Regions from separate parts of the Homo sapiens genome. Here regions 2 and 3 are each linked to region 1. Evidence: chromatin loops called from intact Hi-C (ENCODE). Cell type or tissue: Calu3. All regions are shown on one strand. Each heading gives the region's core, and the rest is flanking DNA. Links, peaks and the distances in the headings are about the cores only. Region 1 has its middle 5.7 kb from the start of RUNX1. Region 2 overlaps LOC124905015 (a long non-coding RNA gene). Region 3 overlaps LOC100506403 (a long non-coding RNA gene).

What was found. A loop is a pair of places that touch in the nucleus more often than their neighbours do. Peaks named below come from ENCODE experiments on the same cell type or tissue, not always from the same donor. Only the 100,000 strongest peaks of a DNase experiment are listed, where the experiment ranks them.
Region 2: it touches region 1 in a loop (4-fold over the local background); 25 of 110 quality-filtered maps call a loop at or near these places.
Region 3: it touches region 1 in a loop (8-fold over the local background); 8 of 110 quality-filtered maps call a loop at or near these places.

The regions. Positions count from the first base shown.
Region 1 is chr21:35,049,580-35,060,339 of GRCh38, forward strand. No RefSeq gene overlaps it. Among named protein-coding and RNA genes, the nearest start is that of RUNX1, 5.7 kb to the left of the region's middle. In Calu3, for the core only: a CTCF peak has its summit at 1,840 (motif pointing right); a DNase peak (open chromatin) is centred at 1,892.
Region 2 is chr21:35,213,434-35,224,193 of GRCh38, forward strand. It overlaps LOC124905015 (a long non-coding RNA gene), which reads right to left. Exons shown (of 2, transcript XR_007067854.1): 2 at 1-1,068. Among named protein-coding and RNA genes, the nearest start is that of RUNX1, 170 kb to the left of the region's middle. RefSeq lists an enhancer at 3,669-4,868. In Calu3, for the core only: no CTCF peak of the experiment used is centred there; a DNase peak (open chromatin) is centred at 4,298.
Region 3 is chr21:35,502,426-35,513,185 of GRCh38, forward strand. All of the region lies in intron 1 of LOC100506403 (a long non-coding RNA gene), which reads right to left. Among named protein-coding and RNA genes, the nearest start is that of MIR802, 210 kb to the right of the region's middle. RefSeq lists enhancers at 3,930-4,519, 5,763-6,283. In Calu3, for the core only: a CTCF peak has its summit at 6,143; a DNase peak (open chromatin) is centred at 6,146.

The DNA.
Region 1 (10,760 bases), core at 845-3,344:
GGTTTTTGGAACTACTGATTATTTTGATAAAGATTTCATTGCTGCTTATTCAATAGTAATTCAACGCTGGCATCAAGCCGCTGCTCCGACAGGATGTGGATCCCATCATTTAAAATGCTAGGCATCAGCTCCGGGAGAGTTAAGTCCTTGGTAACGTCTATCATGGCATAAGTGAAACTATAAAAGGGAAAAATAAATAAAAAGAAATGTTTTGGTGAGAGTCTGACCCCTACAACGGGCTGGCAACTCACAGGTATTTTAAAGCCTGGGAAAGGGAAAGAATTTTACTTTTGAAATAAAAGGACTGTTTTAATGAAACCAAAATTATGTGGTTTTATTCCCCCTAAATGGACAACTTTAGTATGTATCTCTTTCAGTAAAGAGATAAAATCATAGTACAGTCTTAACACACACACACACACACACACACACACACACACACACACAAATTAGGAAGCTAAAGGAAAACAAAGCAGAGAGAATTTCTGTATTTGGGACAAAGCAGTGGTTACTCTGCAGATGTTTATTTGTATTGTCACTTGGGAAAGCTCCCTGTATTGCCTTTCTCTAGTTCAATTCAAATCAATAGGCTAATTTACACCTGTAGGTAAAACTACACTTTGAGCACATGAGGATGCCACAATAGAAGGGGAACCAGGAGGAGACACTTCTCCTGGGGCTGACTAATGAATATTATATAGCGCGTCCTCTACCTTAGAAAGACATGCCTGTTTGAAGATGCTAAAAACAGGATAATTTTGTAAGTGGGCAAACCACTGTGGTCACACGTATTTCATTTTCCGGCCCCACTGGCTTTACCTGCTGACAACTAAAACGTCATTTTGTTTTGTAGTTCCAAGATGAAGAAAGGCTTATTTTCCTGATTTACTACCTTATTCATTTGGCTCTGCTCTGCCTACATCCGCCATAGCACTCTGCGCACGTGAAATTTCGACACATAGGGTCAAGAGAACCTGTGTGATGATGGGTTGTAAATGCCAGTCCTGGATTCTAAGCTGCAGTAGCCAGCACAGGCACTTCAGAAAGGCTGAACTCCCACAACACTCCCTCGGTTTTCCCTCATCCACTTAATTTCACACACACAAAGACCCACAACGATAGTAGCTTCCATGGCACAAGTCTTTCAAAAGGAACAGACACAATTTTTACTTACTCCTGTTTTGACTAAAGCAGGAATTGAAACTCAACAGACCGCTTTCTCTTACACTTGTGAGAAGTTAGCTGGCCACATGTTGACACTGCTAACATCTAAAAAAGAATAATAGTGCTACATCTCTTTTATGAGGCTCGTGAATCTTTAAATGTGATGCGTGTTTCATATTGCTTCTCAGTGCAAATCCCCTGTGAACATAATGAACATAATGGGCCTGTGTTGTTACCCTCCCTAATAAAGTCAAGCCTGAGTTGAACCCCAAACCAGGTTCATTTTTCTCTCCCACACTTAATATTCCCTGGAAGGGCCCTAAGAGCCGAGGGCTGTAATGTGCAGCTGCCACTGCAGAGTCGACTCACACTTAATAATGACTTAGCAATTCAAGGGGCCATACAGAATATCCTTGGGAGATTTAATTTTAGAAACTCCCCAGATGCTTTTAGCCTTAGGTGTCCAGATGCTTAGGAGAAGGGTTTGGATGAGGCAGTGAACGGCCTGAATTCTCAACTTTTCTCTTTGGGCCTAGCTCTAGCCAGATATCTATTTCTTCCAGTGGGGTCTTTGTAGGACAGGTTAGAGTGTAAAGACACTCTAAGGCTGGGGCTCGTTGAAGCCTCACTATACGCTGTCATCTTCGGGACTGAGGTTTCAACAGGGCACCAGGGGGCAGAATACAAAGGCCTGCACGCTGGCCCTGCACGGCCTTCCTGGGCGGGGTTAACAGCCACGGCAGCCGCAGCATAACTTCGCAGCTTGGTGAGGCAACAGTTGGAGCTTTTCTGGGCACCCTCCAGGTCATGACAATAAGTAAAGCCTCAGCCAGCTGCTGGTGAACTTGGCCTTACCACTTCCCTAGGAGCCCAAGACAAAAGGGCACGTCTGTCATCAATGAACCGCCTGGAGAAATACTTAATCCTAACTTAACTAGAACGGTTTAGGACTCTTTAAGTTTGTGTATTGACCCACACCCTCTGTCCTAGTTCCTGCAAGTGACTCAGACCCTGGGTTTCTGGCTTGGGGATTGTACCCAAGAGTCTGCAGTGGACTGTGGCTTTGCCAAGGAATTGGATGACAGTTTTCATTCTCGCTCATATTGGCTGCAGCTTCTAAATGCCACCATGGGTGGGGGGGCGGGGTGGGGAGAAAATGCTCAGGTGTCTTTTTTAATGGCCCTATGAAAATACTAGAAAGGGTTGACAGATGTTTACCTGCATAACCCTGTAATTAATGTATAGACTTCTGTGTGCAGTCCAATCCAATCAAAGCACCCTCTGTTAGGGATATTCATTACATGATTGCCGCATGCTATCTCTGAACTCCACATGTCTATTATAAAGTAGATTCTCTGGCCAGAAAATGGAGGCAGAGATGGACCACCCAAATTGGATGGAGTCTAAAATCCCAGGAGGACAATGCTACTGAATTTTCTCTATGTAGCGTGGATTTTCCTTATTTTCTAAATCTGTTTTCTAACAGATGTCCTATCCAGAAACTTCCATGCTATGCTGACAGTGAGGTCAGGGATGATTTTTAAATTGGGACGTAGACATCAAAGCTTCATGGGATGACTATAACCTGCTTTTGGCAAATCCAATGGTTTGAGACAGCTAGGGAGCCCTAGAAGCCCAGCTATTAAAGATGTTCTTTCCTGGACACTCATGATGGTGCCCACACAGGACACATCTCTCTTCCGCACAGGCCTCTCACTTCTTTAGATAAAGGTGCAATTCAAATTTAAGCTACCCAAGACTTTATTTTTTTTGAGACACAGTCTTGCTCTGTCGCCCAGGCTGGAGTGCAGTGGTGCGATCTCAGCTCACTGCAAGCTCCGCCTCCCAGGTTCACGCCATTCTCCTGCCTCAGCCTCCCGAGTAGCTGGGACTACAGGTGCTCGTCACCACGCCCGGCTAATTTTTTGTATCTTTAGTAGAGACGGGGTTTCACCGTGTTAGCCAGGATGGTCTTGATCTTCTGACCTCGTGATCCACCCACCTCGGCCTCCCAAAGTGCTGGGATTACAGGCGGGAGCCACCGCGCCTGGCCTCAGTATTTACTTCTTAACCTTTCCTAGATGAAGAGGTATTGTTGGGGAAATATGATTTCAAAAGGAAAAAAGAAAGAAAAAAGGCAGACATTGAAACCAACCTGCCACTTGAATGTTATGTAATGATATGAAGAGCAGCTAGGGAGAATTATTTCAAATGAAAGAGTTTCAACTGCTTCCTCCTCTGCTTGCAGACTGCAGGTGAGCAGTGTCGATGGCACCCAGGAACTTGTTGAGACTCTGCATTGCGGGCTGTATCCCAGGCCTACTGAATGAGAATCTGTATTTTTACAGTTCCTCGGGTGATTCTATACACATTAAAGTTTGAGAAACATTGCTGAGGAAAGCCTTGCATCTATTGGAATTTAGTAGAGAAATAATAACATGGTGTTTGCATTCTTTGAGATGTCTTTTTCTTCCTTTGAGCTTTCTGAAACTTTTCTACTTTGTTGCTCTGACATAATTTTGTAAGCCCTGGATGTTTCTAGACAGCAGAAACCCACAAGAGGCAAGGCCCACGTCCTCTAAGGTAGCATTTTCTTGGATTGTCACTCGGACCTCTCATCTCAAGTGCCGTGTTTGGGTCAAGTTTACAGTCTGAGGTTTGACACACAATGTAGGGAGGCTCTCCCTGTGCTCCATCTGCCTAGCTGGTGGCCATGTGTATATAAACAGAAGGCTTTTTCCTCTGGGGGCACCAGACTCTCAGTTTTCACCTAGTCTGCAGTTTGGAAACACATTAATCCTGTGAGTTCTTCCAGACACACAGCACGTGTCCACGTGGCAGGCAGCGTCGCAGGTGGCCTTGCAGTCCTGCCATGGGCTGTCCCCCTCCCAGAGGGTTGCCTGGCCCCGCTCTCCAGCCACTGCCTTGCCGAGGTCATGCCCTCCTTTGCTGCAAAAGAAAGGGCCCACTCTTGAATTGTGCTTCCTTGGAACAGCCAAGCCTCCCAGGTTCCAGAGGCTCCATTTGTGCAGGCACCCAGGGGTTTGGCTACTTCTCTCAGACGCATCTGGGTCCTTTCAGGCTGCTCTGGGCCAGAAAGCTTGTTTAAAATAGCTTCTCCTTACAGAGTTTTGGCCCTTCTGCTTCTGGTGGCATTTGAAACCAGGAGGGTAAAACTGGAAAACTTAAACAAACCCTCTTTGAATGTTAGAAATGTTCAGCATTCGAGGTTTGGTCAAATGATGGAAAACATTCCGGGTTGGTACTGAACTTTCCAGCCAGTTCCTCCAACCTGACGCTAATTATAGCCTGAGATCCAGGCAGGGAAAGCAAAGGGAAATGAGGAAACTAAAATTACTTGGAGTTAGAGAAGCCAGAATTCATGTTGGTCAGATAGTGTACAATTCAATAGTTCAGTTTATGTGGCAAATAATGGTTAATGTCCCAAGTCTGATCAAAGCACCTGGATTCAGGAACTTTGCACTCTTATTGAAATGCTACTTCTTTTCCCTGGGGTAGGCAAATTACCAAACTTTCACATGGCTATTTAGAAACTAAAGCATAACACTGCCTTTTTCACTGGGGTGCTATGAGGGTCAGTAACTGGACTATGCAAAGTGGTTTTGAATGGAACAAGAAAGAGATCTGTGGTTGACATTTCAATATGGAAACATCCAGTATGTGAATTTTAATATCTGCACTTGCCAGGGATTATAAAGGCATGACTTTAGGGCCCTAACTGAGAGGACCCAGTAGGATCGAGCTGAAAATACCCTCTGTAGTTGGTGCTACAGAGATCTTTAGTATTCACCACTTAATTTTTGAATTAAATGTTCCTTTGAAATAATAATACTCAGCTCTACAGATTCAGGCTAAAATTCTTTCAGATCCTCAAAATGTCCAAATCAAATAAAAATATCAACTCAACTGAGAAACAAAATATTGTACTTAAAATTGTGTGGTGTGTATTTTAATTTCCTCCTCTCTAAATTCCCTTTCCTTCCTCTTGCCAGTATAGAAACTGGCTGGATTTTTGGAAGGAGAGCAGGAAGAATGATCTTGTCTATGTTCTGGTTCTGATTTCATTTCTTTCTCAAGTTTTTAGTTTATTCAAAGCAGAAGGAAGAAATCACCTTGTACCCCACATTAACGTAACTATAACTACCAGGATATGATCTTTCAAGCATTTGGGGCTGATTGTGAATGATCCACCACATAAAGCCATCACTGGCTCTTGAAATATATGTGGATGTATGTATATGTATTGTATATTATATATGATATTATATTACACATATATGTATTACATATCATGTATACTATTTATTTATTTATTTATTTTGGTAAGAATATTTAACATGAGATCTACCCTCTTAACCAATTTTCAAGTGTACAGTATTGTTAAAAATACTTATATATAGGCATTATGCTGTACATCACATCTCTAGAAAGTAGTCATCACGTCTAATTAAAACTATGCCAACCGAGCAATTTCAGATTTCTCCCTCCTCTCCTGGTAACTTCTGTTCCACTTGCTAATTCCATGAGTTTGACTATTTTAGATACCTCATATTAAGTAATATCATGCAGTATGTATCCTTCCATGGCTGACTTATTTCACTTAGCATAATGTTCTCCAGGTTCATCTATGTTGTTGCATATTGCTATACTTCCTCCTTTTTTAAGGCTGAATAATTCCACTATATGCATATAACCATATTTTCTTAATTCACTCATCTGCCAATGGACATTTAGGTTTTTTCCACATTTTGCCTATTGTGAATAGTGCTGCAATGAACTTGGGAGTATAAAGAAATATCTCTTTGAGATCCTGATTTCAATTCTTTCGAATAAATACCCAGAAGTGGGATTCCTGGATCATATAGTAGTTTTATTTTTAATTTTTGAGAAACCTTCACATTGTTGTCCATAGCAGTTGTACCATTTTGCATTCCCACTAACAAGTATAATATGTGTGTGTGTATAATGTTTGTGTGTGTATATATGTATGTATATACACACATATGAAATCAAATATATACTAATTGAAGATACTGTTTCACACACAAGGCTTGTATCTGAGATACTAATCCTTCCAGGATAAGATAATTTGGAGAATTAGCAAGCATTAGCAGAACTAAAGCATTATTTGGAGTAAAAAGGAAGAGTATTCTTCTGGTTTCCATAGTCAGAGGGCAATGCTATTTGTGTGCCAGACACATCAGAGCTATAAAGGCCTTCGATTATTGTGGAATATTACTTTTAGTTGGTCTCCCTGTGCTTTTTTCACATTTTAGCATTGTTCATAATTCTCTAACTTTATATTGAAAATGAAGTCCCAAGGATATTATCTTTTGCCCACATGGACTGCATAGTGTGTGAACTGAGCCTTCAGACCTTACTCAGACTCAGAGTTGATGCTGAACAGACATTAGGGGGTTTCAGAAATTACCTGCAGCTCTTAAAGAAATTCTGAGCTACTTGGAAATTTTATTTCTTATGTCTGCATTAGTACTGTCATCAATGAACAGAAGTTCATGGAGCGTGCACTGTCAAATTTTGCAGGTGATCTTCAACCTATTCCTGTGGTGCTTTTGTGTTTAAACAAAGAATCCCATCATTATCCTTTTGATTGGTCTCACTTGCCAATTTCTGCTACTTTTAAATCACATTTCCATGATTGATGGACCTCTTTTCTATCTACCCCTCTATATTTGCTATGGCCATACCTATTTACGTGTGTACACATACACACACACACACACACACGTGTATATGTGTATACATATACATATGTATGTATGTGTGTATTTAGCTTTATCTTCTCCTCAAAACCTAACTCTAAGAGCCCTTCCTCCATTTCCTTATCTATTAGAGTTTACATTTGGGTCTGTCCCCCCACACCCTGCTTGGGCTCATGATTTTTATGCTTTTATATAATTAGTGTGTAGCATGCTCCAAGGATCATAGCAACATTGCTTTCCTGTGATCCTATAATTCTTTTTTTTCCTTTTTTTTGAGATGGAGTCTTGCTCTGTTACCCATCTGGAGTGTAGTGGTGCGATCTTGGCTCACTGCAACCTTCACCTCCTGGGTTCAAGTGATTCTCCTGCCTCAGCCTCCCGAATAGCTGGGATTACAGGCATGTGCCACCACACCCAGCTAATTTTTTGTATTTTTAGTGGAGACAGGGTTTCACCATGTTGGCCAGGCTGGTCTTGAACTCCGGACCTCAAGCTATCCACCCACCTCAGCCTTCCAAATTGCTGGGATTAGAGGCATGAGCCACCGCGCCTGGCCTCCTATAATTCTTTTATTATTGCAACATAAATTTACTTGTCTTAATCTTAGGTAGAATTATTCAGTTCCCCCTTTATCCCTGCATTGTTTATCTCTTCTGATCTTTTTCCTGGGCCTTACCAAATATCAGGAACACCCCACTTTCTCTGCAACCTTATATATTTCACTGAGTATTTATTGAGTACTCAATTATTTCACTGAGTATTTATTTTCTAGCCATGGACAAGATGAACCTGGTTGGTTATACTTAGAAGAAGGTTTACAGTCTTATAAGCCATTCACATTGGAAATGAATGAATAGCAAATACTGAAAGCACAGGTATGGCCAGGATTAAAACTAGGGTAAGGTGAGTGAGGCTCCCAGGATGCAAAATTTAAAGAGGCATCGACTCTCAGTGTCGACCCCGTGTCGCACAACCTGAAGGGTGAGGGCTTCCTTAAATTTTGCACCTTAGGTGCCTCTCTTGCCTTGCCATTGTCCTGACCTTGGGTATGGCTCATGAAACTAAGCAGAGACCATGAGCTGGGCAGAGGGCGGTGTCTGAGTCAGGAAGGGGTTTTGTGGCTGAAAAACTTGTAGCCACAAAATAATGGAGTCCTGAGCTGGACCTTGACAACATATGCAAGTTTCATTTTGTCTGTACTAGACGTGTACAGTTTTGACCGACAAAAGAACAGGGGGAGGAGAAAGAAGGGGAAGGGCTATGAGGTGAAAGGCAGATCAGAAATAAGCCCAGCTTGGAAGAAAGTGAGGATCCCAACCTGGCAGAGAAAGAGGAGCTGATGAAGGAGACTAGAGAAGGACCCGTCTGGAAATACAGAACTTGGTCCAAGTAAAGGAGGACCTTGAAGGTCAGGCTGACAAATTTGCTTTTATTCTGTGCATAATGGGGAGTCACCAAAACCCAGGAAAGTGAGGGGATGAAATCAGAACTTTTGGAAAATTGATCCAGTAGTGGCATCTATGATTATTTGATTAATCTATTGACTCTTGATAGCAGAGGTCTTGGCTATTTTTGCTCATTACTGTATCTCCAGCATCTATCACTGTGTTTGATATGCAGAAACTTTTTGATGAATGAATTAATGGATAAATGGATGGATGAGGCTTTATTAGGACTAGAGGCTGGGGAACCAGAGGTTGTAGTATTCAGCTATGGAGTAACGAGCTCCTTAACTAAGGATGTGGGTAGCAGGAATGGAAAGCAATGGGACTGTGATAGTTGACTGCATTAAGAGCCTCAGTTTTTTGGACCTCCTTGTAATCTTTCCCTTTGCCCTGTAACTGTGGTCTCATCCCACTCTGACCCTGAGCTTGGCCTTATGACTTGCTTTGGGACAGTCACAAACTTGATGTAACCAGAGGCTTAAAATGGAAAAGTGCTTCCACATCAGAATATGCTGGGCTGGTGTATGGGAAGGTGAGACACATGGAAGACAAGAGCCAGTCTTCCCAGCTGAGGCTATCCTAGACCAGCTGATAGCTAGCTGACCACTGGCCACTTAACTGAGCTCCAGCCCAATGTAGAAGAACTGGCCAGCCAAACCCAGCCATAACCAGCAGACTGCCTTGCTTTCTCATAGAAACACGATCAATAATACAGGATTGTTGTTTCAAGCCATAGAGTTATTGGGTGGCTTGTAAGACTGAATTATTGTGGCAATAGTTCCTGCAGAAGAGGTAGAGATTCTGAAAGCATCAGAATGGAGCTGCAGCTGTGGCTGCAAGACTGAGTCAGTTAATTTGCAAAGTAAAAGAGAATATAAAACTGAAGGTGGGGAATGAATAAAAGAAAGGAGTAGGAGGAGAAAGGAGCCAGAGGAAGGCTGGCAAGTGAAGTAGGACAAAGATAAAGGGAGTACAGTGCAAGCCAAGGGAGGAAGAATTGTCAAGGGAGGGAAGGGAAACAGAGTTAGATGCTGAAAACAGAGAGGCATGAAAAACAAAGACTATGGAAAGGTCAACAGATTTGATAAGAAAGAGTTACTTGAGGTCTGTTCCTTCATGACACCTCATCAGACTAAACAGAAGGGTGACATCCAATTTTGCTGGCATGCAGATGAGCAGTTCTTCCTCTGCTTGAATAGAAAGTTAATATGAAGTTAATGATTACTCTTTTGATGTTGTTCGAATATATATGTTGATTATATGGCTTTTCTGTTTCAATTTAATTCAAAAATATTAATATAGCATGTACTTGATAGAACAGAGATAAATTACATGTAAAGAAAGATTTTGAGTACTCCTTGTTCCTGCTTTTTTTAAAAAATTTTTTATTCTTATTTTTAATTCAAGTTTTATTTTAGGTATAGAGGGTACATGTGCAGATTTGTTACATGGGTGTGTTGTACCCAGGTAGTGAGCATAGTACCTAATATGCAGTTTTTTAATCCACAGCCCACCTCCTTTCCCACTCTAGTAGTCTGCAGTGTCTATTATTCCCAAGTTTATGTCCATGTGTGCCCAGCATTTAGCTCCCATTTGTAAGCAAGAACATGTGGTATTTAGTTTTCTGTTCCTGCATTAATTCACTTAGCATTATGGCCTCTAGCTCTATCCATGTTGCTATAAAGGACATGATTTCACTCATTTATGGCTGTGTGCTATTCCATGGTGTATGTGTACCATAGATTCTTTATCCAGGCTACCACTGACGGGCACCTAGGTTGATTCCATGTCTTTGCTGTTGTGAAAAGTGCAGCGATGAACATATGAGTGCATGTGTTTTTCGGGTATAATGATAGTAGCTCTGTTTCAAGTTCTTTGAGAAATCTCCAAACTGCTTTCCATAGTGGCTGACCTAACTTGCATTCCTATCAATAGTTTATAAGCATTCTCTTTTTCCCACAGCCTCGCCAACATCTGTTGTTTTTTGACTTTTTAATAATAACCATTCTGACTAGTGTGAGATGGTATCTCATTGTGGTTTTGATTTGCATTTCTCTGATGATTAGTTACAGTGAGCAATTTTTTTATGTTTTTGGGCCACAGATATGTCTTCTTTTGAGTAGTGTCTGTTTATGTCCTTTGCCCACTTTTTAATTGGTTGTTTTTTGATTGCTGATTTGTTTAAGTTCCTCATAGATTCTGGGTATTAGACTTTTGTCAGATGCATAGTTTGCAAATAATTTCTCCCATTCTGCAGGTTGTCTGTTTAATCCATTGATAGTTTCTTTTGCTGTGCAGAAGCTCTTTAGTTTAATTAGGACCCACTTGTCAATTTTTTTTTTTGTTTCAATTGCTTTTGGGGACTTAGCCAAAAGTTATTTGCCAAGACCAATGCTGAGAAGGGTAT
Region 2 (10,760 bases), core at 3,340-5,839, 170 kb after region 1:
TTTTTTTTTTAATCTCTCAAATTTTTAACATGTACTTATGAGACAGTATAGTAACACAATGACTATCCATGATTTAGGATAAACTGAACGTGATCGAAGTGAGTAGTGTGATATGGTTTGCTAAAAAGACCCCGATATAATCATAGCTTGTTCTAACAGAAGCGTGATGTCTTGTGCTACTCAATGGTCAGTTGACATCTACCCTATGGGCTCTTGTTCTGGCCACCATACTTGTGGAGGAAGTGGTGCAGTAGAGCAGGTGAATGGTCCCAGTGATGCACCAGAGTGTGTGCCCATGGACAGGTGAATGGTCCCAGAAACATATCATATGAGAACAGGTTGAAGGTTTTTTCACTATGCATGTCATAAAAGGTGCCTGCATTTTGCATAGGGCCTTATTTGAAGAGGAAATAGGCTTATTCTGTGTTGTCCCAAAGGGACAAAATAGGACCAGTGAGTGGAAGGTAAAGAGAGGTAGAACTGGGGTCAACATAAGAAAGTGTCTATGGAAGGAGAATGAACTATTATAGTAATGTAAGTTCAAGGTGAGTGCAATTCAGTGTAAGAAACACCATGAGGCATCTATTGTGCCCTGGTTACCGTGTGAGGTGTTGTTAACAGAAAGAAGAATGTGGTGGCTTCACTCTACTATGAAATACAGATGTGAGAAGAATTCATAAGAAACATCACATGTTCCCGAAGGGATGCTTTTATAAGATTCCAAAGACAGGTAGGGAGGAAGTGATTAGTTCAAGAAAGTGTTTATAAAAGAGTGAGTGACAGATCTAGGTTTTGAAGAATAAATTCCTGTTTGATGAAGACAGACAGACAAGGGATGGACGAGTCTTCCAGGTTGAGGAATCAACATGTGGACAGTCCAGAGAGGTCCTTCAAGCAGTCTTGGAATTGGTTATTTCATTTGGGAGCGCAGGCTTCTAGTCTTCTGGGATAGTCTACATCCATAACAGGAGCTAGAATTTCAATGTCCTCATTATTTTTGAAGTATTTGCTTGCATGTCAGTATTTGTTTGGTTTTCCTCATTCAATGAATCTGTTCCTCCAGTGAGTCTGTAAGGGAATTATTTAGCAAAAGGTTTTCCAAGTTTAAGAATAGGAAAATGTTTAAATATGAGTATATTTAAATTGTTTTTTGTTTCAATGGATTTTTTTTTCAAGTTGGTCTCTTTTACTTTGCATAGGGAAGACCTTTTACTTTGATTAGCTTTGGTGACTTTGCTGCAACTTTAAAAATATATCCAGCATCCTAATCCTTGGAGGTTCAGATTCTTGGAAGATAAACTGCAACTTTGCAAATGGCTAATGGTCTGGTGAAAAAGAAGGATGGTAAATTTATGGTAGTACTAGTTTTATTTAAAATATATATATATATATATATATAAAACCTAAAGAATTCAACACTCAACTGGGTATATCAAATCTTTAAGATTCCCTAAAATCAAGTTTAAAATTATTTTTATTGTATATCCAAGCTTTGGGTTTCCTGGTCACCTTTTCGTTGAGCTATAACCAGAGAATGAAGATGAGTAGGACCTCAGAAGCAGAGAGAAGCAGACAAGTGGGTCAGGCCAGGTAGCAGTGTCAGGGGCAAAACTCTACTTCCACCAACCTCGGCATGTAGGAATGTTGTGGCAGTTTGTAGACCAGCCCTTCTTCTACCTACCATGAACCCACCAATCACCATAGCCAGTAAGGAGGGTCACCTTTGTGTCTCCTAAAATGTTTGTCACCACTGGATTTGAAAGGCACACTTGACAGTCTTGTGTCAAGTAAAAACTATTAAACACTTCCAAATCATAAGCTGATGGCTTCCAAAGAGCAAATAAATGTCCTAAAGTGATCACTATTTTTAATACCCAGCTTGACAGAAATGTCTGTTGAGCTTACTGCCAGGTGCCACATTATCACTTAACCAAAAATGTCTATATAAAAATAACTTCCCCCCATTGGAATGGTGGCCTGTATACAGAGAAATCTATTTATGTTTCAGTTCAGTTTCAAACATCTTTGAAAAACAAGCTGAATGGATAGAACTGAAGCAATGTGCGCACCTCTGGAAAGATGCGGCAGATGTTACCTCTTGAATTGGTGGAAATAAAAATGACATTCCTCTCATTTAGGTTGTTTGGTGTTATGCTGACTTTTTAATATAATCTGAAGCAGAAGTGACTTAATGTCAACGACACTATTTCATGGTTATAAAACTTTTGGTTTGAGAAGTTGTTAGCCTATTTTTCTGCTTTCTGGATGTGGATGGCCCTTAGAACAATCTCCCCTTAGAAGGGATGCATTGAGTGTGGAGAAGTGCCAGCCACTGGAACGGGCACGATGCATAGGTTGATTCCTTTAAGTTCCAAGGCAGCTTGAGGCAACTACCCAGAGCAGCTGAATTACAGGGTCCTGCAGGTCCATGTCTCTCTTCTAGGTGTTTACTTCCTCAGCCTTGGTAATGCTCAGTCCCTGGTTCCCAGTGTCCTCTAAACTTGCCCTACAGTGGCACTCATCCTGTATTTCGATTACACCTTTCTCTTGGGGGGCCAGGACTGGGTCATGGCCTTAGGCAGCCACAGAGAGGTCAGCCTGGACTAGGGTGAAAGCAAAAGGATTCTCAGAAATGGGACTTGAGCTCACCAGCAAGAATGTATAGAATTTCAAGCCAGGACAATAGTGTGAAAAGGCTAGGATTAAGGGGTGGGGGACAAATGATGGTGCCTTTTCCTCAAGAAAAAAGGCATAGAATTGAAGGAGGTAATTATTTCCTCCTAATGTGTCTCATTTTTCTGCTAGGCTTCTAATATCACACACAGAAAGTTGGAACATTTGAAGTTTCCTTTCTCCCAAAATAAAAAGCTGATTTTATTCATCGTAATAAATCTATTTACAGCTCATTCATAGGTATTGGTCACTTAATTGAAAACACTAGTATGCATTAAATATTGTTATATAGCCAAATAATTTTTAATTGTCTCAGCTACCAACTTGAAAAATATTTCATTTTCTATAATCTGAGTTAATTTAAATTGCTTTTGTGCTTCGATTGATACAAGTTTAACTTTTTTTCTCATTAAGAAACATTTTACTGAAGTCACCTTTTGAAGAATGTTTCCTTTTCTGAGGTACTAAATCTGTTGGCACTTGACACTACAGTTAGTAGCAAACTTTTTTTTTTTTAGATGGATTTTTGCTCTTGTCACCCAGGCTGGAGTGCAATGGTGAAATCTCGGCTCACTGCAACCTCCGCCTCCCAGGTTCAAGCCATTTACCTGCCTCAGCGTCCCGAGTAGCTAGGATTACAGGCGTGCACCACCACGCCCTGCTAATTTTTATATTTTTTAGTAGAGATGGAGTTCCGCCATCTTTCCCAGGCTAGTCTTGAACTCCTGACCTCAGGTGATCCACTTGCCTTGGCGTCCCAAAGCGCTGGAATTACAGGGGTGAGCCACCATGCCTGGCCAGTAGCAAATTTTGAGAGAAGGAAATTAAATAAAAGTGCATTCATTTTCTTTTAAGCAAAATCTCTAATGAGCTAGTGTAGGCTACATGAAAAGCTGCTTCTTGGCATTCAAAATGTTTAGAGACCAATGTCCTTACACCATGGATGTGCAGTCAAATGAAAGCTTCCTAGTATTCAAGTAAGTGCCTGCAGTTCTAAGCCAAGCTCTTGCACTTACTGCTGGAAGAAAGGCGGATAGAAGAGGCTAATGTTACAAGCTGTTCTTCTCAAGGCTATTAACCTGTCTCCACCTTCTTCCTTGGACACAGAGCCTTTTGATGCAAAGCTGCAAGGAGCTGTGCATTCTTAAATAAACATTTTCCAGTTCAAAGAGCCAGTCCTATGCTTCAATTTAAAGTGAGATTGAAAGAGTTATTTGCTTTCTTGTCCCTTTAGCATAGACAAGCACAGCAAGAGCCCTCATGGGTTCCCTTGTTCAACAGTAACTTCTTTCCAAAGATGAATTAGCCAGGCATAGAGTTTGACTTTCTCAAAGCCACTAATGTAAGGTAATCCTTGGAATGAGACAGGATGACTCCACCGACTCAGGAGGAGTAAAATATTGTCCTTCTTAAGTGAGCACATTGAAATGGCCTACCTATGAACACAGAGCCCTCTAATAGCAAATACAGTAATGCATCAGTAAGCATTATGGGTCTGCAAGATAGCAGTGACTTACACAATAATAGCCCTGCACACTAGAGTGTCCAGAGCAAACAATGCCCTGAGGCACAAGTGCAGGTGGGATGAGGTATGCCAGGGCAGTAACCTACTTACCTGGGCCAATGATGGCAACTGAGAGAAAGAATGTGAGGTCTTCTTTCAGAGTCACTGAAACCTGTGACTCAAACTCTCTGACATACCAGAGGAGGGTGCGAGGTGCTAAAACAGGTCACAAGGCTTGAAGTAGCTGATGCAAACTGACTCAGGGAAGAGAAATGTGTTCAAAAACAGCATGGGGTAGATTGGAATGTCCCAGCCCTAATCTAAGAGACATGTGTCTTTGTAGGGATGACAGACTCTGCCTCAACACATTTTGAATTATCCAGAGCACTGATATTTGCAGACACACTTTGGTTCTGTAATAATGAATAAAGGCAAATTGGTCATTCAAGAGGTATTTGTTGAATATCTTTCATTTTATAGCATTGTTCAGGGACTTGTGAACGCCACAAACATGTGCAAGGACATAGTCTCTTCTCTCATGTTACTTAAAAGGTCTACTCTCTATTTTCAAAGATAATCAGTGGATAGATACATAGATAGATATTGGTAAGAATATTTTCAAAAAATTGCCTAGAATTCTAGAACTTGCCTAAGGTCTCTTGGCATCAATTGTCATAGTCCTCTGCTTTTCAAGGAGACGCTAGACAAATTTCTATGTACCATAGAAAAACTTTTCTGTGGGTAGGGAAGAGCCATCAATCAAGAACTAAATGTATAAAATAGCAAAATAGGGTTTTGAATGCTAGCTTCACCCCTGTGTTATTGTGGGCAGGTTTCTTAACCACTAGAGGCTCAGGTTGTGAGGTTTTTATCCTCAGAATAATATTTTTATAATTTCCTTCTAAGGGTTGGGTGAGGGTTCCATTTACGAATGACTGACCCATTGTAGACACTCTGTCAATGCTAGTTCTTTTCTTTATTCTTACATTTTAACCCACTGGATTCACATACAATGAGTTTACTTAAATCGGAGATCTGACAGTGCCAACTGTGAAATTCTGTGCAAGATGGTTAGACTTCTCTGGCAATATGGTACCAAAGGAATCCTAAAGCCATCCCCCTTCAAAGTATACAAAAATACTGGATAAAATGTTGAATGCTTTCTAAGAGCACGGCTTAAGGAAATGGTCAGAAACAAAGAAGCTGAGCAGGAGCACAAATCCAGATAGGTGACTGGTAAATCTGGCAGCAGCCTAAAGCTGTCTGGCTACTGTTGTAAACTAGAGCTTTGGATTTATTTTATTGGTGAACCGACAGGTTAGGTGACTTCACATAAAACTAGGGTCTTCGAAGATCAGCACCCTTAGGGAAAGGATGAACCAAAATATATTTTCCCACAAATACAAATGTCCAGAAAGTGTATCCAGTACAGGTATCAGTTTTGATTCTGGGAAAAGGGGAAAGAAGTATTCTTTGAGAATTTGTTACCCTCCTTCACACAGGTTTGTAGTCCAATTCACAGTATGCATTGTGGTCTGAAAAACATCAAGCCAAGATTTCACATTCTGGTGCCAGATTGGTGGTGGTTCCTGGTAACTGGCAGAAGTAAATGCAAATCTTCTCAAGAGTAAGGCTCCTTCAATTCAGGTTTCAAAGAAAGGCCAAAAATTCATGAATTAAAGAAAAATCATAGAATACATAAGTGAACAAAGTACCACGAGTGAGAGTCTGCAGAAACAACACCCAGCAGATCAAAACCAGAGCATAACAGATACTGAAATTATTAGATAAACATATACAATAAATGTATTTAATAGGTTTTTAAAAAGAAGATGAAAGGGTTGACTTGAAAACATGAGAAAGGAAAAAGAGAGTGTAAAAATGATGAGTCAGATTTGAAAAAGCAATATATTTATCCTCTAGGAATAAATCTATAATATATACAATTTGAAATTCAGTGCAGATATTAAAGACAGATTAGACGCAACTGGAAGGGAAATCATGAAATGCAAGCTAACCTTATGAAATGATCCTGAATGCAGTACAGAGTGACAAAAGAGGAAACAATAAAAGGAAGGTTGAAAATGTACATACAGTGAAAAGGTATAACACACATTCAGTCAGACTTGTGGAAAGTGATCATTGGAAAGACACAATAAAGAGAATAGGGAAAGCAAAAATACGGAAGAGGTGATGGTGGAGAATTCTCTTGAGTTGATGAAACCTACGAATCCTCAGATTTGGGAACTTCAATGAATCACAATGAATCTAGAAATCTACCCTAGATTTTTCAAAACAGCTGACCACCAAAGATAAACATGACCATCTGAAAAGTAGCCAGAGAGAAAAGCTATATAGCCTAAAAGGAGCCACAGTTCAGCAGGCAATTGATGCCTTCACAGGGGCAGCAGGAGCTAAAATGCAGTGCAATCAAGCCATACAAAAGAATGAAATCATGCCCTTTGCAGGGGCATGGATTAAGCTGGAAGCCATCATCCTCAGCAAACTAACACAGGAACAGAAAACCAAACACTGCATGTTCTCACTCATTAAGTGGGAGTTGAACAATGAGAAGACATGGACACAGGGAGGGGAACAACACACACTGGGGCCTGTTGGGAGGCAGGGTGGGGGCAAGGGGAGGGAGAGCATTAGGACAAATACCTAATGCATGAGGGGCCTAAAGTCTAGATGACGGGTTGATAGGGGCAGCAAACCACTATGGCACATGTATACCTATGTAACAAACCTGCACTTTCTGCACATGTATCCCAGAACTTAAAGTAAAATAATAAAAAAAAATGCAGTACAATCACATCTTCAGAGGGCTGAGAGAAAGTTGCCATCAAACTGCAAACTGACTCAAGGAAGAGAAATGTGTTCAAAAACAGCATGGGGTAGATTGGAATGTCCCAGCTCTAATCTAAGAGACATGTGTTTCTGTAGGGATGACAGACTCTGCCTCAACACATTTTGAATTATCCAGAACACTGATATTTGCAGATACATTTTGGTTCTGTAATAATGAATAAAGGCAAATTGTTCATTCAAGAGGTATTTGTTGAATAACTTTCATTTTATAGCATTGTGGAAATGTCTTTCAGCAAAATAAACATATTTTCACACAAGCAACAGCAAGAGAATCTATTACCAGCAGGTCCTCACTAATAGAACTTCTTTAGGATGTATGTTCAAAGGAAAGGAAGATGGCCCCAGAATCCAGATACAGATAAAGGATTGATGAGCAAAGAAAACACGTGGATCTCACAAATATAATGTGAAGCAAAAATGGCACTGACAGATTATTCGTTCATCAGAGAACCACGTATAAAAAGTTCAAATACTCAAACATATCTTGACTGGGGGCACATACATAGGAGGAAACCTATAAGGAAAACCAGGCAATAAATACACGAATTTCAGATCATGTTCACCTGTTGAAGGAGAAAGCAGAGAGTGTCACTGCATTTTTATGTTCTTCTGGAGCATACTCATAGATCTACCATGGACCAAGAACCACTGTGCCTGTATGACTGGCTATAGGACAAGAACAATTGCAATGAGGTGCTTGTCTTCAAGGAGCTTACTACAGTCTAGTGGGAGAGGAAAGCCATGACTCTATAGCTCAGGACATGCTGATAGCATAAATGCACACAAATCCACCCATACTTTACTTTGATATCCCTTTCTGGTTGACCCTCAACCTGAGTGCCAGACTCCCTTCAATACCCAAACATACCATATGTATCAGATGAATGAATGAATGAGTAGAGGAGTGCTTATTTTATATTCTGTATATCTTGCATATAAATCATAGGCACACATATTGTTTGGTGTATTTGAAACATTTAATAGCATAAAATATTTAAATAATCTTTCAGAATCCACCTTGAGAGTTGCGGATAATAATATATTTTGAACAGAAATTTCAAAATGTGCCTCAGTCTAATATGTATTTGTCCCTGCAAAAAGCTGGGAAGGTAAGAATGGAAGTGGAAAAGGATAAAACATGTCAATTTAGAGAAGACTTTTCCCTATCTGGCATCCCTTGAAATCAACAGTTAGATAATAGATAAACTACATGGGGAAATTTTGTACCATTTGAGGGTGTAATCTGCCACATTATTTCATGAGAAAGTTTGGTCATGTGGTCTTTGGTCATGTGGTCTTTTTTTTTTCTTTCCTTCTTTGCAGTGACCTACAGGAAGCTCAAAGCTGTGTGTTCAGCTGCTCTGGCTTTCTTCATGGTGGGGCTTAGCATTGATTCCCTCTCCTGATGGCTCCCTATGGCACTCCAAGGCTGAGACATATTTGAGGCTGGTATGTTTGGGTATGGAAGGGAGTCTGGCACTCGGGTGGAGGGTAAGCCTGAAAGGGATATTAAAGTAAAGGATGGGTACAGTTATCTGTATTTAGGCTATCAGCATGTCCTGAGCTTTACTGCCATGGCTTTTCCCTCCCACTGGACTGTAAGCTCCTTGAAGACAAGGGCCTCATTGCAATTGTTCTTCATCCTGTAGCTGGTCATGCAGGCACAGTGGTGCATGGTGTGTGGTAGATCTATAAATACATATCAAATGAATGAATGACATACCATGGACAGCTCTCTTCCTATCCTATTGCTAGAGCACATGGGCTCGCAGGCAGGTGAGTGAACACAAACATGTGTGCACCCCACACACACACACACGTACAAACTCACACATCCATCATTTACATGCAGAAGTTACATTATACTTTCATGCCACCATCTGAGAATTCCAAAGAGAATATCAGGTGAAATACGTTAAATTACTTTTGCACATGCTACAGGTCATGAGAGTATGAGTTCATGAGAAAGGAGACACTGAAACTGAATTAGCAACAGAGAGCAGAGGTTGTGCTGAAGGGAAAGCAATGTTAATGCCAGGAAGGAGTCTGGTGTTGTACGTGGGAAATTTGGGATAAACTGCATGGATTTTACAGCCTTCCAGGGAGGCAGAGTGCTGGAGTAGGTTCAGAAAGCATTTCTGAAAACCTCTTTCTTCTAGTCACCCTGCCTAATTTCCTCTGACTCTGTCCTCCCCTGGCTGCATTTCCTGTTTCTGGTTAGAACTCTGACCTAAGTTTCTTTATTTCGGAACTAAGCAGAATTACTTGTTTCAGTGAATACATTTGTGGACCACAGCAATGGGGAGAAAGGAGCCTGAGAAAAGTGTTCCTCCGGCCCTTGAGGTCAAAGACCTGTAGGAAGTGGTATGGCAATGACCTTCAGTGACAGCAAGCCCGTGATGTGACTTCAGCAAAGTGGGATGGGCCATTTTCACTCACTGAGCTTGTCAGATGACCTTTTCTTGATTCACCATTACCTGGAGAGTTTATCCAACTGCTGGGACACAGGAGATGTGAAGAAATGGGTATACTGGTTTGAAGGATAAATTTGCCTTCTAGCTGAACAGAAATCTGAGAGCTGCTGAATCACCTGCAAAATTATATCTTGTTCTGTAGTTTGTTTCCTAAGTTTCCTGGGATTTGATTAGTCAGGAAAAGACCACACCACTAGCAGGGGAAGTCCAGGAACAAGGGAGCCAATGAGTTCTGTGTCCTACTTAAATGAACCTTGAAGGTATCCAGGAGAATCCTTCCTTCTAGCTATGGAAAGATGGGAGATGGGGCAAAGTGATGCCCAGTCATGGCCAAGAAAGATCTGATGTTTCTACAAACAGCTCTCCCTTTCTTGCATATCTACCTAAACTGGAGACCCTTTTATCTTCTGCCAGCCTGCTTCAAGGCTTTTTTTTTTTTTTTTTTTTTTTTGGTGGAAATAAGTTAGGTGGGTGGGAAAGGAAGAAATGCAAAGTTGTGTCTGCCTGTGATTAATCTTCTCCAGAACACACCTGGGTCTTAGAATCACAGAGGCTTTGGATCGGAGGGGGCTGAGCCGAGCAAATTGTTCGGGAGTGGGTAGAAGGATAAGAGGTCAGGTGGGTAGATGGAGAGGGCCTCATGGAGGGACTTCCCCATAAATGCAGCTCCTGCATCCACAGTCCTTTCAAATGTGCTGTGCTTCACTAAGATCAAATGCATGGGAACTGGGCAGTTTTCCAACTTGTCCTTAATTGTACTCTTGCTAGCATGGCTTTATTAGTGGGTTCTAAGTGTTGTGAATGCCAAGAAAATCGGACATCATAGAATAAAGGCTATATTTTACAACCAAATATTAAGCATACCTTTCATGTATTACTGTTTCCCAGTGGACTGCAACATTTTTACATCTATTATTACATTTATCCTCACTACCTCCGTATGAATTATGCAGGGACTTATGCTCATTTTTCACATAACTAAACTGCAAATCAGAGAGGTTAAGTAATTTGCTCCAGGTCACACAGCTACTAAGTGAAAGAATCAGGACAAGTATTCAGATCTTCTTTTTACACTAGCAGTTTGGTTCTGTCCATCCACTACTGATGGAGATTTAACTATGATACGGTTACAAGAAAACAAATAATTTCCTCATTGACAATTTTTCCTGAAGGGCTCTCTTCCCAATACAATTCCCTTCTCAATACAGTTGACCAGTATTTAAATGAGTCAATATCCC
Region 3 (10,760 bases), core at 4,739-7,238, 460 kb after region 1:
TGTGAGCAAAAATAAAAAAAAGAAGGGGAGAAAGAACGGGACTCCAAAATGAAATGGTGGCCACTTACTTCTTGATTTGAGTGGAATTTCTTCCAGACATTCAAATGGCACTTTAACTAAAATCAAAGCCTGTCAAATGTGACTGCAGATAATCCAGATTATTCCAGGTCTGTGCAGTGCTCACTACTTACATCTGACACCTTCAGACACTTTGTCCCCACTCCACCCAGCAAAAGGCCAGTAATTACAGACTACCTCCTACCTCCAAAAAGTTTGTCTTTTAAATTAATAGACTCTAATTTTTAAAAAACAGTTTTAGGTTTACAGAAAAATTGAGCAGAAACTGCAGACAGTTCCCAAAGACTCCCCCCTTGCCCCAAGTTTCTTTTTATTAACATCTTTTATCAGTGTGGTACATTTGATACTGATATTGATACACTACTATTAACTAAATTCCAGAGTTTACATTGGGAAGCCTCTTTGTGTCCTGTATTCTACGGGTTTTGACATATGCATGATGTCATGCATCCCCCGTGATGGAATAGTGTCACTGCCCTAAAATTCCCCTGTGCTGCATTTACTCACGCCTCCGTGTCTCCCTCCAAATCCCTGGCAACCAAGTATGCATTTATGCAACTATAAAAATGCAGGCTTTATGCAAAATACTATGTAACTACCTTCTAATTTAATATTGACTTTTCCCCGGGAAATCCAAAGTATTGGAGATTTATCATAAGTGATCTTTTCACTGTCTCTATAGTTTTGCCTTTTCCAGAGTGTCATACAGTTGGAATCATACAGTGTGTAGCCTTTTCAGATTGGCTGTTTTCACTTGGCAAGAAGCATTTAAGATTCCTCCATGTCTTTTGTGGCTTGATAGCTCTTATCTTTTTATTGATGAATAACATTCAATCCTATGGATTATTCCAATATATTTCATCACCTACTGAAAGACATCTTGGTTGCTACACATAAGGATGCTATAGACGTTTGTGTGCAGGGTTTTGTATGGACACAGGTTTTGAGCTCATTTGGGTAAACACCAAGGAGTATCCTTGGTGAGTCTCCTGGTAAAACTATGTTTAGTTCTGTAAGAAACTGTCAAACTGCAAAACGTGGTTTTGATTGCCATTATCATTTTGTCTCCTTTTTTTGGAATAATGATGTTTGAGAGTTAATCCAACCCAACTGGTCGTGTTATACCCACAAAAATAAAGGCTTCAGGGTAGAAGGAAGGGCAGGGGAAAGAGAAAGGAAGAAAGTGCATGTGAGAACATAAGCTTCTCAGGATTTTCAGCCAGTTTGTCAAGGGGGAGGGTTTCCTGTTTTTCTCCTCTGTGTTACAGACCAAACGTTGCTGGTCTCATCATCACAGACAAATTAAAGCAGCTGCCAGCACTGCTGGGAAGTCCTAAACCCAGCAGGCAGCTTCTCAGTTGCAGAGACACCTTTTGACAAATTCGACTCCTCCAGGGCCTGTTTGGAGGGAATGTGTGAGCTGTTCAGCTCTTGGGGCACAGCACATAAACCAGCAACAAGCGTCTTCTCTGCATCGTGGTTGACATGCATTTAACCGGTGAATCTGAACCCACATCTGTTCATCCCCATAACACATGGAACATGCTATGATTGTCAATGCCAAAAACCTGAAGTTCCAAAAAGCAGCTCCTGAGAGTTCCTTTCCTAAACAGTCTGGGGCTAAACCCAAAGCATGTGTCCCTTGGTGAGAGAGGAGGAGTGGGCTATACTCTCAGATATGGGGCCATAATCTTAGAAACTTCCCTGCCTCCCACCTCCACCCTCAGCCGCCAACATTAAACAGGAATAACATCGGAAACCAAAGGAGCCACCCAGACAAAACACAATTTATAATATTTTAATCACTACTGGGCTAGACAAATGTCTTCCAACACAAACTTCCCACACATCCTCCATTCCTTTTATTTTACTCCCACGAATCCATAAAGTTCCTCCATGGAGATATTGCAAAACCTTTGTGCAAACGGGATATAGCTTCCAGCTCTTTGTATGATTTCGTGGGAGCTTTGGTACAAAAGAGTGGTTTAGTATCTTGGAAAGTCTCCTTCCAAAGAGAAATGGGATGACATTGCACATTTAAGGTGTCAATCTAAGACTAATTTGCAAGTGACACCGCTGTACAGAGTATGTCAGTGCTAGAAGCGTAGGAACCTGGGTGGGATCTGCAGCTGGCTTCTGCTGAAGCGAAGTGTGTGTAAATTTGGAGAAAAAGCTCAGGGACTATGCATTTCAGTTCTCTCTTCTCTTGTGAAGGAACTGCCCTAAGTGTTCCTCTGAAGTGTATAATAAACTGAAAAATTTATTTACTTATTTTTATCAGTAGACGTCAAAAAGAAGCCTATCCTTTATATTAGAGTTAAAATTTGTACCTTTCTGTACCTGGAAAAATTCTCCTGATTTTTAAAACAGGTCTCCATACCTTTTATAAGCCACAACAAGGCTTCTTTGGAGGCAAGCCACTGTCTGGTGGTCTCAGACAGAAAGAATTCTTGCAGTAAGCCAGGCAAGCAGTACATATCTAACAACATCTATTCCTCCTCTTCTCCCTAACTTAATTTTTTTTTCTTTTTTTTTTTTTTTTGCCAGGAGCAAGTATCAAAGTATAGAGCCTTCAAAAGTGCTCTGGATTCCATTACAAAGAAAATCATGAATAATGCATCCCCACCTCCTGCTTTTATTTAATCTCAATCAGTGAGAGCTAGAAGTGCATTACTGTGTCCAGCTGCATCCCTGGCTCCGGAGGCTGGAACCTGGGGCTGAGGGACCCACAAGCCCCACAGGTGCTGTGCACCGCAGAGCCAGTTAACCAGCAATCCTGCTCAAGCCCCGGGAGACTGTAGCACCAAGGGCTCAACCCTTCCGGATGTCTGGCTTGCCATGGATGGTTCCTATACCTAGGGAGCTGCAGAACCTACTTTGAAACTGACACAGCCTGTGTATCCCGGGGTTACATCTCCCTTTCTCTGTTTTAATAAAGCTGTATTCCTAATAAAAGGAACAAACAGCCTATCCCACATGCTGAAAGATCATGACGAGAAGTCTGCCCAGTCTGTTATGATTCGATGTCCCATAAGCTAAGTCCCTCTGCACTCGTGCACATTGAGCACGAAATATAGGCAAATTGTTATTTCTGTCCATCAAGAGCAAATTATGATGATAGCTGGCTTTTGAATGTTAGAAACTATAGTGTTTTTCATTTCTGGGAGCACATCTTGTGTGTCACTATGTGCTATGCCTTTATGTTAAATAACATGTTTATGCTGGGATACAAAACAGTACGATGGCCACATAAAAAAGACTTCATAAGGTACATACATATGTCATATATCAACATATTTTAATTAGTGTAAGTTCAACATATAGAAAAAACAGCTACTCTTGGCTGGATGTGGTGACTGACTCCTGTAATCCCAGCACTTCAGGAGGCCAAGGCGGGTGGATCGCTTGAGCGTAGGGGTTCGAGACCAGCCTGGGCAACATGACGAAACCCCCTCTCTATAAAAACAATTAGCCAGGTGTGGTGGTACACGCTTGTAGTCCCAGCCACTCTGGAAGCTGAAGAGAAAGGATCATTTAAGCCCAGAAGGTCAAGGCTGCAGTGAGCCAAGATCACACCACTGCACTCCAGCCTGGGCCCCAGAGTGAGACCCTGTCTCAAAATTAAATAATTAATAAATAAAATAAACAAAAAGAAACAGCTACTTTTTGTAATTTGGAATCAGAAGTTTTATATAAGATAACACTTTTGAAATAATCAGGAATGTAAATTTATGTAAATTTAGCTGGGACTCTGTGTTAACATCTTTTTCGTTGTGCCTATTTTTCATGTTTTGCCATGCTAACATTTGCTATGTGCCCACACACACACGTGCAATTCTTTTCTACTCTATTAGCCTCTGGTTCTGTATGTTTCCATCATTAACTGAAGCATTTGCAGAACGAAATGGAGGTTTAGCACTTTGAGAGTTGTTTTATTTTTACAACCTTGGCAAAGCAAGTGTCATTGATTAAATGTCTGAATTCCAGGAGAGAGAAACTTGGCAGATTTTTGCTAGGATGTTGGACTGGTCCCAACCAAAGTAGAGATTGCAAGCGATGGTTCTTATTTTAATGTATGCTAATAGATATCCTGTGGCTTGTCATTGGGTCTCCAAGGGAAAAACAAAAAGAGTATGTGGTGTATTGGGGAGAAGGATAATAGTCTCTGCGTATAGGGTGGAGGGAGGAGGCATCCTGAAGATGAGCAACTGCTTCATTCATTTTTATCTCTTAGAGTAACATGTGCCTGTGTCAGTCCTTAATAACTCTTGTTCCAGAGTGTCCCCAAATCATTATTCACTTGTTTCACTAGTTTTGGTGAAAAATGATGGATCAAGGCTTCATCCTAGCTTGAGATCATTTTTGGATGCTTTTGCTGTTTTGACACCGGTATGTACAGCTGGATCCAAGGAGATACCACCCTTATATAGTTTCACTGCAGCCCACACTTGGTTTTGATTAATTTATTAACCCAAGATGCCCCTGGGGAGAGGGGGGTTACGGGAAACACCTTGAATTCTTTTGTTTTAACATTTCAGCATTGCTATTCATAGAAACTACCAAGCCTTTAAATCCCCTATCTGTTCTTGCCAGCAAAGTAAAATATGTTTTTAAGTGTTTGAAAACAAGGGAGAGTAAATGTGTTTTAAATGTATCACACACACACACACACACACACACACACACACACACACACACACACACTTTTGCCCATTATTGTTCCTGGTCACTTCTTACATCCAGAGGCTGAGAACTTAGACCTGCCCTCTGACCTCCTAAATTATCAGAGGTGAAACTCCCTTTTAAGCAAGATCTATATCTTGGAGAGTTTCCTCTCCCTCCTTGCATTCCCCAGGCCCATCTTTTCTACAAAGTGCTAGAGTGTCAGTTTTATGGGATGTTGAAACCTTCCCAGTATAAATTCTACCCGCATTATTCTTTTCAGGAAGGCTCTACAAACATTTAATAATAAAAGTGAAGTGGGTGCGACTCTTAGTTAATAAATACCTCATCTTGTGGGAAACATGAAGCCTTGAGCATAAAACCAGAGCTATCTTTTCATCTGGGCCTGTCCATCATCACAGTGCCCAAGTGCTTAATTTAAACTGCCACTTCGCCAAAAACCCAACTGGGCAGAGGATGCACTGTTCATGCCAACCACCGTAAGGCCAAATTATTCTATTTCTAGCAACAATCACCTTCCTCAGGAATCTATAATTTTCAGCTTATGATAAACCTTCAATACTTTGGATTTCCCGGGGGAAAGTCAATATTAAATTAGAAGGTAATTATATAGCATTTTGCATACAGGCTACATTTTTATAGTTACATAAATGCATACTTTATTCAAAGAGGTGTTAACCATATGTGTCCCAATTCAGTTTCTAACAAATTTCCTTTCACAAAAAAGATAAGAACTTATAATGGTCACGTAATACAGATAGGTTGTTTTAAGAGGTATGAGAAATTAAGTTGAACATCTTCTGGATATGTGCCTGATTTTGTTTGCCCAAGTCTTACCCTTTGAGCAGATGATGCAAACTATATATTAGTGACTTAGGAAATAATAGTATTTTATTATAAAATTAATAATTGGTCAGAAAGGAAACATCTGCCAATATCATTCTCCTTCAATGTCCTTCAATTCTGAAAAAATAACTCAGATGACATTTTTATTAATACTTAAAAACTGATACTTAAAAAATTCTTAAAAAAACATAATTACAGTCTGAAATATAATAGATTCTCAAAGAAAAGTACACATTCTCCTTTCCTCTTCATTTAGCATCTGTTGTTGGCCAAACAACAGATGACGCCTTGCCTTCAGGGTAAAAATCTAATTTGCATGTAGGCGCTTGAATGAAATTAAGCTCCACAAGGTGTGAATAACAAGGGGTGGCCTGCTCTAGTGACAACAGGCAGCTCTTCTCAAACAAGGACGTTGAAAGCTTGTTAGTGCTAACTGAACTACTTTGCAGCGTATATCCCCATCTGGAGGCCGACATCAAATTTGAGAGTCACAAAGAAACACAAAGGTCATTGTGGCAAACCAGGGCCGTGGCATTGCACAATTCTAGCCAGAGGCCAGACTCCTCAAAGTCTAGATGAATGGTGCCCCCTGGAGCTGTGCAGTGCACAACGTGTGCATCTGGATAGGTCAGTCCTGAGGCCAGCCGACTCATTTTATAAGGCAAGAAACTGCAGCCCAAAGAATATATATGCCTGGTTGGAAGTTAAGCAATGAGGCACATTTCAACTCAATATGAAGAAAACATTTTTGAAACAGGAAGCTGTCAAAGATGATGTTGGTTGACTCAGGAGGTAGTGAGGACCAGTTACAGGACATTTGCAAGCCTAGGCTGCTCTACCATCTGGTATGGACTTTCAGAGGGGGCTTGAAATTAAGGTGTGGGTAGGGGCTGGCCTCCATAGCTGTTAAGGTTTTTCCCAACCCTCAACTAAGGAATCCATTGTTCAAACACAAGTCTTCAGGCTACTGAGCACCAATCAAGGTATGGGGACCCTGAAAGGCAATAGAAATCAAAAGATCTATTTTGAGAGGGCTCTAACTTAACAACAGGAGGCAGCAACATCAGTGACTTTCTCAGCTGCTACAAAAAGTAAACCATCGTCAGACACAATTTTCCCATTCTCCCCCCTGCACTTGCGTCATACCCAACTTCCCCTTCCCCTCAACACTGCAGAACTTACTGATAACTAAGCCATGTCTACCCCTCTAGGAGTAGTTCAAGAGTCCTGGTAAAGACCTAACAGGAAGTAGAAATTACATATGAGCAGCATGTGTGTGTGCATGTGTATGTGCACATGCATGTGTGTGGTATGTATGTACACGTGTGTGTGTGTGCATGCACACACTGCATGGGTGTATTTCCTTAAGCCTGCTTTACAAAATCAAAAAGTACTTCCAGCATCCATATTAAGGCTGTCTCCAGCACTGCATGCCATTGACATGCTGTAAGTCACATAGAGGATGAAACCAGGGTTGGGCAGTCAAGAAGGGGCATTTGTAAGGGCTGGTGGCATGACGGCTCCCATCTGTTCTCTCACTTTCTTCAGAAGTGAAAAATTAGCCCTGGATGGTGTTTTATGAGATACTGAAACTAGAATTCCCTTAACCGCATTCATAAAACTCAAAAGGCAGGGTAGCAATTAGAAAGGTCATGGTTTTTTGGATCTTCAGTCCTGAGTTCCAATCCAACCTCTGCCACCTTGTACTGTGAAACATCGCCGAGTCCAATTAAAGTTTCTGAGCATGGATTTCCTCATCGATAGAACAGAGAAAATACCTTCTGCTGCACAGGGTTGTTGTGAGAATGAATGAGATAACACAAAAGAAACTGTGCCTGGTACCTTAGAAAGACACAGATGCAGGTGGTCATATTTCAAACCCACAATTCCTTCTTCCTGATGTCAAAGCAAACATGAGCAGAAAGAGTTGTACATGAAGAGGCATGGCTCTCTCTTTAGTAATTTTCAGCTTATGATAAATCTCCAATACTTTGGATTTCCCGGGGAAAAGTCCATATTAAATTAGAAGGTAGTTACCTGGCATTCTGCATAAAGCCTGCATTTTTATAGTTGCATAAATGCATACTTTATTCGAAGAGGTATTAACCATATGTGTCCCAATTCAGTTTCTAAACTACATTCGGTCTGTCGTGGCACTAGTCCAATAGCATTCCCAGGACTTGTTCATGAGCCAGCTTCACTCAGGCAAGGCTTTTCCATGTTTTGGTTGCCCCCTTTGAACAAAGCAGTCAACTTAGTTACATTATTAATGAAAATATCTGCACTTTTCCCCAAATATCAAACTGTGTGGTTCTTCTGAGATGCACACTGAAGAAATGAAGCAAATTCCTAGGTAATTCAAGCACAAACTGAATGGAATCCTCAAATTTCAGGCAAAGGGAACACCTTAGCATGAATCACATAAAGTAGAACCTTGCAAGTGTAGACAGGCTTATGGCATCCTATGCCACCTATGTGAAGTAGGAAATGCAAAAGGAGACGAAAGCCATCACCCCAGAGAAGCAGCTCATTCACAGTACAACGATGAACTCCAAAGCCAAATGAAATAGCATTCCTAAGCTTCCCATGACACAAGATTTCCTATCATATTCCTTTGAGTACCAATGAGGTAAATTCTCCAGGAGAATAAAAGATGCAGGGGTTTGTGGAATGTGCTATCCAGCAGTCCCACCCAGGGGCACTGGGACAGGACCCACAATGGGGCTGTCAGGCAAGCTCTCTGTCTGTCCAGAAAACAGGACCTCGGTGAGCATGGTTTTGGGGAATGATGTAGATGGTATAAATATCAACCAAGTCACATGACATCACTCCTCCCAGATCATTCTACTCCTCTCTCAGCACCCTGGCCTGTAGAGAAAGAAGAAAGAGTCGCAGGAGGAATGAGAATGTATGACAACTTTGAGGACAAGGAAAAAATACCCCAAATAAATGTATGATTGCATGTGGCCAAAAAAGAACAAAAATGTTGAGAAGGTTTTGTCATGCATGGTAGGTAGGTTCCATTCATTTACCAGGGCAGGAAAAATGTAAGTCTCTATGATCCCCAGGAATGCTGCTTCTGAATTGAGCCCCTGGGAAATTTTCTGAAAGTGCTCCAGCACGTTGTTTCTCGATCAACTTAGTACGCCCAGTGGTGGTCTCTTTACCTCCCCCAGGAGATCTACAAAGAATAGATAATAGCAATGTTTCACCCTGCCTCGTACCAGATGTGTGGCTGCAGGAAATTTGCATGATCTACCTAAGTCTTAGTTTTTCACGTTTGTAAAGTGGGACTGATAATACTTACTTCAGGGCACAGTTGTTGATTGATAGAGGGTGTGGGTGGGCTTGGCCTCCAGAGTATGTCATATATAAATCAGTCTTCATTTAGGGGATTTTTTTCTCCAGGATCAACTTTACTCTGTAATTCTCTTTGCTGTTGTCACCCTGCCCCACCCAGTCCGCCCAATTCTGCAAATAATAGACTTTCTTTTTCTGACTCATGATAGAAAACTTGAGACATACAGGAAACTATGAAGAAGAAAACAAAAACCTATACTCCCACAATCCAAAGGAAACACCAGTAAAATTTTCTTAGGTATACTTCCAGTCTAAAAAAAATTTTACAGCTAAGCTCCCATTATTGATATAACTTTTAGGTTCTTTTCTTTTCCTATCATTTTATTATGACAGTTTTCTCTTGTCACTATAACTTTTGTTTGTAATGTTATCTGCGGTTTTTGTGTGTGTGATTATAAAAATGATATACTTTGCCTGGAGGTCTTCTTGTTTCATGACAAGTAATGAAGCACCTATAATTGCCCAAACCCATGATGGCCAAGAGGAAGGGCCAGCTCCCAGGATAGGAACAATTATAAAATGGGACTTGGGAAAACCTTTCTTGGTGAAGCCACGTGGCAAGTGTTTTAAGGGCTACATAAATGCAATCAGCAAAGACGCACCATCTGAGTTCCCACACCAGCTCTGAGATGGGGCATGAATATAGACCTGTGGGTCATTGAGCCCTTGCTACAAAAAAAAAAAAAAAAAGAGAGAGAGCGAGCTCTGGAAAAGCCATGTAGCCCACTAGGAAGCTGAAATGCCTGAAGTATAGCTAAAATGCAGTATTCCTGGTGTGCTTATGGTAGGTATGGTTCTGTTATACAGGAAAAAGTATAATTTTAAGGAAAAGATGAAAGGAAAGCAAAGAACATGATCTGCAAGGGCTAGAAGTCTTCTGAATAAATAAGGACTTTAGAAACAGCCAATGGGATAAAATATTCAGAATGTAGAAAATAATAGTCATGACCAAATTATTTCAGGATAATCCCTGAAAAAAGGATGTATTTTCAATTGTATTTTTCTATACACATTTTAATAAAAGTTGAATCATAAAGCTTATCCAACTCTACTCCTGCTTTTGATTTTGCATGTGACTACAAATTTCTTACTCACTCCATTAAAATGACTGCAAAATATTCCAGCAAGAGGATGTACCAGAATTTATGTCATTGTGTGTATGGTTGTTGCATAATTATAAACATCTCAGTAATAAATATCTATGCTGACAGCTTGGTTTTAGCTTCTTGTTATTATACTTCCAAGGAATAGATACCTAGTAGGGGAACTCTGAGTGAAGAGTATCAACTTTTTTATAAGATTTTTACTATGCAAGACCATTTACGTTTCAGAAAAATCATTTCAATTTCCACCTCCCTTAGCAATGACAGAGCAAGTCTACGTGGGCACACCCTTGCTAACAATGGCTTAACCAGGATGGATCTTTGCTAGTTTGATGTACAAAATGCCATTATGGTTTAAATTTGCATTCTTTTTTTTTTTTTTTTTTTTTTTGAGACGGAGTCTCGCTCTGTCCCCCAGGCTGTAGTGCAGTAGCGCGATCTCGGCTCACTGCAAGCTCCGCCTCCCGGGCTCACGCCATTCTCCTGCCTCAGCCTCCCGAGTAGCTGGGACTACAGGCGCCCGCCGCGACGCCCGGCTAATGTTTTTATATTTTTTAGTAGAAACGGGGTTTCACCGTGTTAGCCAGGATGGTCTCAATCTCCTGACCTTGTGATCCGCCCGCCTCGGCCTCCCAAAGTGCTGGGATTACAGGCGTGAGCCACCGCGCCCGACCTAAATTTGCATTCTTT